Regions from separate parts of the Homo sapiens genome. Here region 1 is linked to region 2. Evidence: chromatin loops called from intact Hi-C (ENCODE). Cell type or tissue: ascending aorta. All regions are shown on one strand. Links, peaks and the distances in the headings refer to the core of each region. The heading gives the core; the rest is flanking DNA. Region 1 overlaps TGFBR3 (transforming growth factor beta receptor 3). Region 2 overlaps TGFBR3 (transforming growth factor beta receptor 3).

Region 1 (5,375 bases), core at 71-5,070, 94 kb before region 2:
CTTTTGACAGATTAAGTTTTTTCACTGTCAAATGGAAGTGATGCTACAGAAAAATTCACCATGAGGAAGAAAGTTGAATGTACAGATGCTTCTACTTAATGGGCCAACAGAGACCCCTGGGTTTTCTGAGATGGGTCTTTGGCTGTCTGCTCTCCACTGCAGTGGTCTCTGATTTCGTGGAGCACCAACTTTCTCTAAAACATCCCTTGGGTGACAAGTATAACAAGGCTGCTCCTAAAGGAGATGGGCAGGGAGGACCTCGTGGCTAAGCAGACTAGGCCCAATTAACACATCTAAGAAATTCAAGGAGGGCGCCTTGCTTGTAAATAAATATCAGACTTGGCCAGCAGAGGAAATGTACTCAGTCTTCCTGCTTTCCTCCTAAAATATCAAACCACATTGAGGGAACAGAGATTTGAGAGGAGGGAGAGTGAGTAGGGGAGAGAGGAATTTGGTGCCTGACATACTCTGGAGGAGGAGAGTACACTGAGGATAAGGACACTAAGGATTAATTCCACCCATCTCACAGTTAGCCTATGGCTGGGCCTAGATACTGCCAGAGATGCCTCAAGAAATAGAAAAACAAAGCCAGGTGCAGTCACTTACAGTGCCAGCTTAGGAGGCTGAAGGGGGAGGATCTCCTGAGGCCAGGAGTTAGAGACTGCAGTGAGCTATGATCTCACCTGTGAAGAGCCTCTGCACTCCAACCTGGGCAACAGAGAGAGACCCTGTCTCTACCAGGGGGAAGAAGAAAAAAAGAAGCAAAAACAAACAAACAAAAAACATTTCTTAATGGAGAATGTTTTATTTCTTTAGCATGGCATGGAGTTGCCCAGATCTGACTTCCTGCTACCTCTTTGGCGTCTATATTACAACTGTATTCTTATTTCTAAGTCTTTCACCATGGCAGGTCCTGGGGAAGAAACTATTCAAGAAAGATGTGAATAGCATGGGAGGACTCTGTGGGGAAACAAGAGAAGAGTTAAAAAGAAAGGTGAGGGCAAGCTTGGTATTTAGGCCAAAGGAGACTATTGCAAATACTCTCCATGAGGATTATTACAAATAGGAGCAGACAGCTGTTCTTTATCTCCCTGGAGGGCAGAACATGAGGAAATGAGTTTAAATGGCAGGACTAGGGATTTAGATCAGATAGAAAAGAACTTGCTGATTATGAGGATTGGTTAGTTATAGAGGGAATTTATGGAATCTCCTTCTCAGGAGATATTTAAGCACAGGATTGAAAACCATATACCTGGGGACACTTTAGATTTAATATTCCTTGATGCTAGAAAGAAAATAAAGATATTTTCTTCTAGATCTACGTGTTGGATGCGATTTTCTATCAATTAATGTCTCAGTTTCTTGATCTCCTAACTGTAATTAATTCACAAGCTCACTCTTTAAGCAGAGTGAACGATACTACCTTTAATTTAGAGAAGTCTTCAATCACTTTTTATCATTTTCAAATTTCATTCCTCCCCAGCCTCCACACAAAAGACTCTTCTTTTGCAGCAAAATTCTCCAGGAGGGGTGAGTTAGATGTTGTTAGAAGTCACGGGGAAAAGACTATATCAAGAATTAAAGTTTTTCACAATGTCCTGCCTACTACTTTCTTTCTATATTCCTGCAGTGTGGCCAACCTGTTTGTATATGGACTTTGGTTTTCTGTGGTATCTTCCCTGCCTTTGTGGCCCCTGAATAGGATGCAAAATCTGATAATAACTAAGAAGAAGAAGAAAAGCAAGAGGGAAAGAGAAATCAGGTGGAGGAGGAAGGCTGTCCTCCACAGCTATCGCTACAACCCTGAGTCAGAAACTGGACTTGAAGCTCTGGTTTGTTCAATGGCTAGACTTGCTACCTTAGTAGGTATATTAGTTGTGTTTCCCTTTAGTCAACACAGAGATAATCACTACTTCACAGGGTTATTAGGGTGAGCGTACTTAAAACAAGAAATGCGTAATAAAAGCTTTTTCAACTTTAAGGCTGCTCTGATGTGTAAGCAGAAAAAAAATCTAAGCGTGTAAGGAACACTGTTTCACAGAGCATAATAAAATGCTGAAGTTTTGAATTAGGTGTGCCCGTCCCAACTCATCAGGCAGTTTTCAACAACCCTCCATGGAACACACCATGTGTTCTTAAAGCAAAAGTCAAGCGCATACCCAAAAGTCCACCCAAGTCAGGTAAGAGGTTTTCATTAGAAGTAGCTCGGGAGGTGCCAATGTGTTCAGAGGCCTGAGGTTTCTCCAGGTTCCCAAGTGTAGCCCGATGAAAAGAGAAACAGCAAGCAGACAGACTAAGGTGTGATAAGGTAGGAGGCAAGAGACCAAGTCCCAGGGATCAGACAGATGCAGCTGGAACAGACGGAAACCCCAATGTGACTGTAAAGAAGGCAGGCTCCACTCTCTTTTCACTCAAATGCCCATATCATTATTTTATAAAACCATTAAACACAGAGGTTAAGATGAATGCCTTCGGCTTTCCTGGTGTCTATTGGTGTGTCTTTTTCTCTCAAAAAACAAAGCACCTCCCGGAGCATCTGGCCATTCATACCCTTCCCCCTTCTTCTCACCCTCCCCTCAGTTTCCATAAAAGGTTAATAGAAAACTTAATTCTTCAGATTAGAAACACTTCTTCTTTCTCCAGTGAGACTTCCCTTGTCAGTTCTCCATTTTTCTGACACAGTTCATCAGGTCATTGCTTTCCTAAAGGTTGGCATGTGTGCCTGTAGCTGGGTTTCTGCCTGAGCCAATCTGCTTATAATCAGTCTGTTTGGTTATTCTCTTCCTCTGAATATATGGGAACTCCACGACAGCAAGGACTTTCTGTTGCTCATGGCTATTTTACCAGTGCCTAGAATAGCGTTGGCATTTAACAATAGCTTAAAAAATCCATTGAATAAGTTGAGTGAAAGAACGAATACATGAGTGAACAAACCAAAAAAATTTAGCTGACACTAAACAGAGGCAAAAAGAAAAACCGAAACACATGTTAATTAATGTTTATTATCTGATAAGCAGAAGGAGGATAAAAAGATTATGGCTACGTGACCTTTGAATTTGTAATAACAGAACAGGAAGAAAAGAGTGAACTCTGAATCAAGAAAGCAAGCCTTCAGTCCTGGCCGCTGTGCCTGGGTAACTTTGAGCTTGTCACATCAGTTCTCTGGGCTCAGTTTTCTCGCTACGTAAAAAGGAAATGCTGATGCAGACTAGTAATTTTCCAAGGACTCCCTTTAAGAAACTGATTAAAAAAAAAAAAAAAAAAAAAAAAGCAAGGGTACGACTTTGCATAGAGATAGTGCATTTAAAGGCATTGACTTGCATTCCTTTCCCAAATCTTACCAGAATGACAGTAAATGGACTTTTAAAGGCATAAACACATGAAAACAAAGATAACAAAAGTAAAGATAACAGCAATAAAATATATTGGAAGCTGGTGAGGAAATGGGTGAGTAGCAACTGACTTGGCAGACTCAAGAGAGCCGAAACCTAAGCCAACAGTGGGAAAAACTGAGAAACAAGCAATTTATGTCGCCGAACCCTTAAAAAACTCAGGGAATGGTGGCATCAGGCACCTCTGGAAACCTCCCTTGAACATATGGCTATAAGCAAGAGGGGTTGGCTGAACTATATGAGAAGCAGAATAGTTCTCTACATTTCCTCCCTCGCTCCACTGGGCTGAGATCTGCCCTTCCTAATCCAGGAAGAAGACGGGAATTTTACTCTCTTAAGAGGAGGAAACTGAAGGTTCCAGAAATGATCAACACCAGGCACATTTGAGGGCAAGAGTACCACATTCAAAAGGGGGGGATTCGGCAAACATATATTAATACGTATTTTGGCTCACCTGGGCTTCTTTTGCTCAGCCTAAAAGGAGATAAAGCCAGATGGCCTTGCCTCATCTAGCAACAGTGAAACTCTGAATCAAGAAAGTAGGGTTCCAGTCCTACTTTGTAACAAATTTGTCTCCTGCAGAATTTGCCATGCGCTTCACTATTTGCATTCGGGAAAAGCGCCAGGATTATACCCTGGCCGGGAAGTCTGGATATTTGCTTTCCGGTGTCTATTTGCCAAATATAATTTGTTGCCATGTCAGTTTATTTTTATCAGTGCCCATTATAATGGTCTTTCAACAGCCAGTCCTATACCTTTCAAGCAGGAGGCAAAAAAACATATTTTATGGAAGCCTGAAGAGCTAAAGAGGAAAGATCCAATGATGAGGTATCAGGGATTCATCAATAAAATGGCCCAGTCAGATCATCTTAAAGAAGTTCACAATCAATACATCCCACCCACAGCTTAGAATTTCCTCATTCTTTTTTTTTCCTCATTCTTAAATAATCCTATATTAATATTCTCAGATGATACTGCACCCATGAAACAAGAATAGAACTTTTTTTAAAAGAAAAGAAATTCACAGGAAAAAAGTTATTAGAATTAAAAAAGTTATTGGAATTAAAAAATTTGAAGCCAGTATTAAAAACTCAGTAAAAAACTGAAAGATAAAGATGAGACAATCTCCCAGAAAATAAAGAAAGCAGACACATGGAAAACAGGAAAGAAAGGAAAATTAAAGGACAAGAGGTTCAACTTTCAAATAAAATGATTTCTAAAATGAGAGAAAACAGAAAAAAGGGGGTGAGAAAAAAATAAATCATTCTTAAAAATCTCAGTACTGAAAGATATGAGTTTCTAAACTGAAAGGGCCCAATTAGTGACCAGCATAATGTATAAACATACACCTAACTCAAGAGATATCATTGTAAAATTTCTTCCAGAAAGAAAAAACAGGTTATATACAAAAGGGATCAGGAATCTGCACAGCTCTGAACTTCTCAACAGCAATCCTCAGAGCTAGAAGACAATGAGGAGGGCTTTCAAAAGTCCGAAGGAAAAAGTGTCTATAATCTAACATTCTGTACCTTGCCAAACTGTCTACCAGGTGTTTCTGTTAAATGAGGATATTTTCAGACATGCAAGGTGTGAAAAACATTTGCGTCCTCTGTACGCTTTAAACCAGGAAGAAGAAAGGCAGGAGATACATGACACAGGACATCCACAACTCAAAAGAGAAGTGAAGGGAATGCACAGAATGGTAGCGAAGAAGATCATAGGAAGACAGCAGTGTCCAGAAATGGAGGGAACCGGTTCAGACAGGAGCAGGTCAGAGGCTCCAGGAAAGAGCTGAAGAAAAGGAATCAGTAGAACATTCCATATGTCTCAATGTATTAAAAGGAGATTGAGACAGCTGGCAGGGTCAGCAGAAGAATTAATGATAAATACATAGAAAATTAAGCTGATGACTGAGGAAGGAGAATGGCAGGAACCTGAGAGGCGGAGCTTGCAGTGAGCCAAGATTGCGCCATTGCACTCCAG
Region 2 (5,375 bases), core at 205-5,204:
ACTGCACCCGGCCTTCCTAAGGCTTTTAAACTAGAGAACTACACACACACACACACACACACACACACACACACACACACACACACACAGAGATCTCATCTCCTGGCATTTGAGCCATCAGCTGGAGAGCTCTGGATGGCTATGTGAACTGATGAACTGATGTGTGAACAGTCACAAGGCACACAACAAGGAGGAATGCCTTGCTGCCATGCCGTAAGCTGTGGTCCTTGTCCTATACCCTTTTAAGTATAATGAAGCCACCCATGGCCTATGATAGTCTCATGGGTCTGAATGTTTATTTGGACCCAAGAAGACTCCTTGCCTGAGTTTGTTGCCACATGTAATAATATCGTTTCAGTTCATTATTTCCATTTCTTCCTCCACCACAGTTACTCAGCAGCAAAAAGGAGTAGAGCATTTGTTTCATCTGTTCATGCTCTTGTGTGGCCTCACTCAAACAGCAAAATGGCTAAAAAGGGCAAAGGGAAAGGAAAAGCTAGAGAACAAAAATTAGTAAATTCACAAAAACTGAGCTAACTGTTCCCTCAGGGAGAAGTGAGTACTGCCTACAAGGAACATGCTGCGCTGCCTGTGCTATGCCTTCCAGAGGCCTCTCCAGCAGAATGAAATGTAAAATCCCTAACCCACAGTTCTGCTGGAAATGTGCAAGTGGGCTCATTACTCAGAGCCAAGATAAAGGATAAATCTTTATGAGTACCGTAAGTATGAGTCATAAAAAATAGGAAACATATGTAGGACGTATACACAGTAATAGCACCAAGCCAGAGAAAGTGTTTAGGAAATGTATTTAAGAACACATGACAAAACAGGACGAAAAATTGCCCTTGTACATTGCTCTAAAACACATTTAAAAAAAAAACCTCACAGCAAGTCAAGGGCCCATATCACTTTGCTGATCTCTAATAAACATAGATCATTTCCATATTTGGAAATAGGCTGGCCTTTTTATTTTAAATGCAAATAGGAGAGCTGAATCAAGAAAAAGTAACTTGGAGTAGGCTTTGAAAGATTTTATGATTTGGGAAATTTGAAGAGCTTCCAAATAAAATACTGGGAATTAGATCTTAACAGCATTAAAAATGAACACAAAAGATTCTTTTAGAAAAATAATTGTTCACAATGGTAATATTACCATTTCATTTAGATTCTCACTATCTTAACAACCACTGGAAAAATGAGTGGAATCTTCAAACCTTATGAAAGCAGGAATCAAAAATAAACTGCAACACATGGGCTGACAACATACCGAGAGCAATGAAGGGCCTGCGTGAAAGCCCTCACGGGGATGCTGGGCTCAGCAGGAAGAACTCGCAGCAAGGAAGAAGCAGAGCCCCCTGGCCAAAAGCACCAAGTGACAATCTAGGGGATGAGGGCGTTCAGAATAGAAGGGAGGGTGATCGGCCCCCAGAAGTCTTTTGGGGCCAGATGACTGAGGCAAAATGTATCATCATTGGAAATTAAGCTCTTCAGTTGCCTTTGATTTTGGAAGATGCCCGAATTTAAGACAGCTTGGCAAGGCTAGGAGACACCTACATGCCCATGTGCCCAACACGGAATCATGTGTGTCCCAACGGACCTTTGGCTCCCTTGGACCAGGGCTTTCTCCTTTACCTTCAGAAACTGCTGCCTCCCAAGGAAAGCACTGCTTGCACATCGACTGACCTGAGGTTGAGAGGAGGAGCAGAGGAATGTGGAAAGGATTGTTTTTACCTTCATTAAGTGTTAAATTTACCTAAGACTCCCAGAGAGTCAATGCTCTTCAGGAACTATTCTGAGGCAGAAATTTCAATATAACTTCCACCTCATGAAAAAATCCAACTGTAGGTCATTAAAAGACCCCAGGGGCATGGCGAGGGCTGAGAGGTACGACAGCTCACTTTCGACCTTTTGTGCTCAGGCCTCTCAGCAGTTGCTATACCTCTCTGCCCCTCTCCCCCAAGGCACCTCGGTATGTGCTCACATCACTGGTAGTGAGGCCACACCTCACTCTGGGAGGGGGACTCACCTTTTAAGAAGACATCGATGCAGCTTCCACGTAAACGGGTCCACAGGCATGCAGTCCCTAACCTGTGGCAAGCCCAGTGCTAGGCACAGAGAACCGACAGCCACATCACCGACTTGCTGGAGCAAATTCAAAATGGATCAGATGTGTGTACACATGTATCAACAAATAGAAGTTAAGCCATAATGGGCACAAGGGGACACTTCAGCTCCGGGCAAGAGTTAGGCTATGGTAGTGACCTTGGATCCTAAAGCTGGGCTCTGTCCTTGCTTCACAGTGAGAATCAGTAACACCTCATCTCATTAGCTCTCTTATCTTCAAAAGTATCCAAGTCATACCTGTAATTTGCCCCTCATCCTCCAAGAGTTGTACAAATTTCAGGTTCAGCTGAAGGACTCTGTGGTTCAGGTGGAAAAAAAAAGCCATAAATACAAAGCATTATTGTAGGGTGCTTTGGACTAGAACCCTGTCTAATATCTGGGCCTTGATATTTCAGCCTTTCAGACAAGGCCAAGGAGCTCAGAGACAAGGACTCCTTCAATCAGCCAGCAGTGCCACTGAGGTGCCCCGGCGGGCTGGACAGGAAAGCATGGAGAACATGGCTGCAATGGAAGCCAAAGCAGCAGGTCTTCCAAACACAGACTCAGATGCCTGTGTCTTTAAGACCAGACCCTCATAAATGGATTGCTTCTGCTGGACACCACGCTCTAAATAAACAGACTCTTCTGGCCGACACACAACTTCCTGTAGGATTCTGGTGGGTAAAGCTTGAAAAGGCTGCCAAATCCAATGACCAGCAACTTTTGAGCTGACTTAGAAAACAAGCTACAAAGACTTGAGTCCAGAGTAAACAAAGGAAAAAGCCATATTAAACAGGGAACAAATTACTATATCGGCAGGGATATTTTAAGTACTCACTGAGCAAGAAAACAAAATCAAAAAAATCAAGTTATAAGGTATTTAATAATACACGGTAGAGTAAAATGCCCTCTTTCAGTTAGAGGAATCAAAGTTAATTAATTCCAGCAATATTAAGAATTGGCTGGAGTCACCCCCTACATCATGAGGACAGATCATTCTCAATGGCCCAACTTCAAACCTGGCTCAGATCAAATGAGCAACCCAAGGGAGCTGCATAGAGTTGAAAACCATTTATAGCTTTTTACCCAGCTGACGGAAAGGACTAACTAGTTTACTAGCAGATGACTAAAACCCCTCAGAGTAAAGAAGAATGTAACAAAGATTTAGAAATGGGCTAGGGAAAAGACTGAACAAAGATCTGCAGTTTAGAGTAAAAAATAAGATTAATTAAAAGAGATTTAATTAAAAAAGTAAATCAAAGCAGTCATACAAAATGGAGGACACCTGCTTAGCTCCAATGTTGAGGGGCCTAGGGACCAAACACTAAGTCCACTAATAGAATGCAAAGCAAATAAAGATGCACTATGCAAAAGGAAAGTCATTTAAGAAGACTTTCAGTTATACTCTAAATAACATCCTTGGTGCCATGCAATAACCCAATTTGCATAATGCAAAAAAAGACCCAAGACCTAGTTCCTGCCCGAAAGCAGTCCACTCACCAGCTGAGTGTGCAGAATTAACACACACGATTCAGCAGCAAGTAATACAATAAAACATATAATTCCATACTGTGGGAAGGCACAGGTTGTGGTAGGGGGAAGAAGATTCAGAGCGATGTTTAGAAAAGAAAGAAATGGAGGAGGGTAAAGCAATCAGGCAAGGGTTTGGTGAAGAGCTAAGACCTAAGCATGGGCTTCCAAAGTGGCAAGAATTGAGAGACTGAAGAAAGAAGTCCAGGTGGAATTAAGAATAAGGGCGTGGGGCAAGGGGTTTAGCTGGTAAGCCCAGGGGGAGGCTCAGGAATCTATACATCAAGGGATCCGATGCAGGGGCTTCACACAGCACACACACTTTGAGAAGCCGATCCACAGGATTAAGTCCAAATCCTTACGTGGCCTTTCCAGTCTCATCTTCCACTCAGCCCCAGCCTACCCCCTTCATTGTCTTCATCCTCTATTACAGGAATTGCCAAGCTCTTCCTGCAAAGGGCTGAATAGTAACTATTTAAAGCTTTGCAGGCCATGCAGGTCTCTGACACAATACTCAACTCTGCCACAGTAGTGAGAAGGCAGCCATAGACAACATATTATCAAATGGGTGTGGCTTTAAAACTAATAAAACTTTAAAAACAGGCATCGGACTGATGAATGCATTAACAAAACATGGTATAGCCACACAATGAAAACTACCCAGGAATAAAAAGGAATGAAACAACTGATACATGCTACAACATCGAGGAACCTCAAGTGCTTTACGCTAAGTGAAAGAAGCTAGACACAAAAGATACATATTGCATGATCCCATTCATATGAATGTGCAGAACAGATAAATCTAGAAAGTAGATTAGTGGCTACCTTGGGCTAGTGCCGGGTCGTGGGGGGCACACACAGGGAATGGGAGAGTGACTGTTAATAGATACAAGGTTTCTTCTTAGGGTGATGGAAATGTTGTAAAATTAGATTATGGGCCACTGGTTGCACATTTCTATAAATATACTAAAAACCACTGACTTGTACACTTTAAACAGGTAAACTTTATGGTACGTAAATTATATCTCATTAAAGCTATTTTAAAAACACAAACAGGCAGCAGGCAGAATTCAGTCCTGCCTAGCACCCTTGATCTGTCCACCAGCCACACCGTGTAGGTGAAGAACTTTCCTCCACACCTGGCGCCCACTCTGTGTATATTGAGTCCTCCCATCCCTTGGCTCAACAACACTAATTTGACTTTTAAGCCCTCCGTCAAATGTTCTTTCTTCTGGGAATCCTTCCCTCACTTCCAGAGAGAATGAACACACCCTTTGTTGGGCTTCTGTACTTTTTTTTTTTTTTTTTTAGACAGCGTCTCGCTCTGTCTCCCAGGTTGGAGTGCAGTGGCGCGATCGTGGTTCACTGCAGCCTCAACCTTCGGGCTCAAGTGATCCTCCTGCCTCAGCCTCCCAAATAGCTGGGACCACAGGTGCACACTACTATGCCTGGCTGTTTGTATTTTTGATAGAAACAGGGTTTTGCCATATTGCCCAGGCTGGTCTTGAACTCCTAAGCTCAAGCGATCTGCCCGCCTCAGCCTCCCAAAGTGCTGAGATTACAGGCGTGAGCCACCACAGCTGGCCTTCTGCAAATTTTTAAAATATATTAGTCATATTATTTGTCATGTTTCATTAAATTCATTCTCTCTCAACTCTAATAGGTGCTAAAGACATAAAAATGAGTAAGAATCTGGCAGAGCACCTACCTAGCACACAGTGGGTTCTTAATAGTGATTCATT

What was found. Peaks named below come from ENCODE experiments on the same cell type or tissue, not always from the same donor. Only the 100,000 strongest peaks of a DNase experiment are listed, where the experiment ranks them.
Region 1: a loop joins it to region 2, with 5 times the contacts of the local background. A loop is called at or near these places in 5 of 110 quality-filtered maps.

Annotation. Positions count from the first base shown.
Region 1 is chr1:91,686,595-91,691,969 of GRCh38, forward strand. The region is part of intron 16 of TGFBR3 (transforming growth factor beta receptor 3); the gene reads right to left. Among named protein-coding and RNA genes, the nearest start is that of CDC7, 190 kb to the left of the region's middle. In ascending aorta, for the core only: no CTCF peak of the experiment used is centred there; a DNase peak (open chromatin) is centred at 3,147; H3K4me3 peaks cover 1,046 bases; H3K27ac peaks cover 3,076 bases.
Region 2 is chr1:91,780,845-91,786,219 of GRCh38, forward strand. The region is part of intron 3 of TGFBR3 (transforming growth factor beta receptor 3); the gene reads right to left. Among named protein-coding and RNA genes, the nearest start is that of TGFBR3, 100 kb to the right of the region's middle. RefSeq lists a silencer at 5,061-5,264. In ascending aorta, for the core only: no CTCF peak of the experiment used is centred there; a DNase peak (open chromatin) is centred at 2,747; H3K27ac peaks cover 3,562 bases.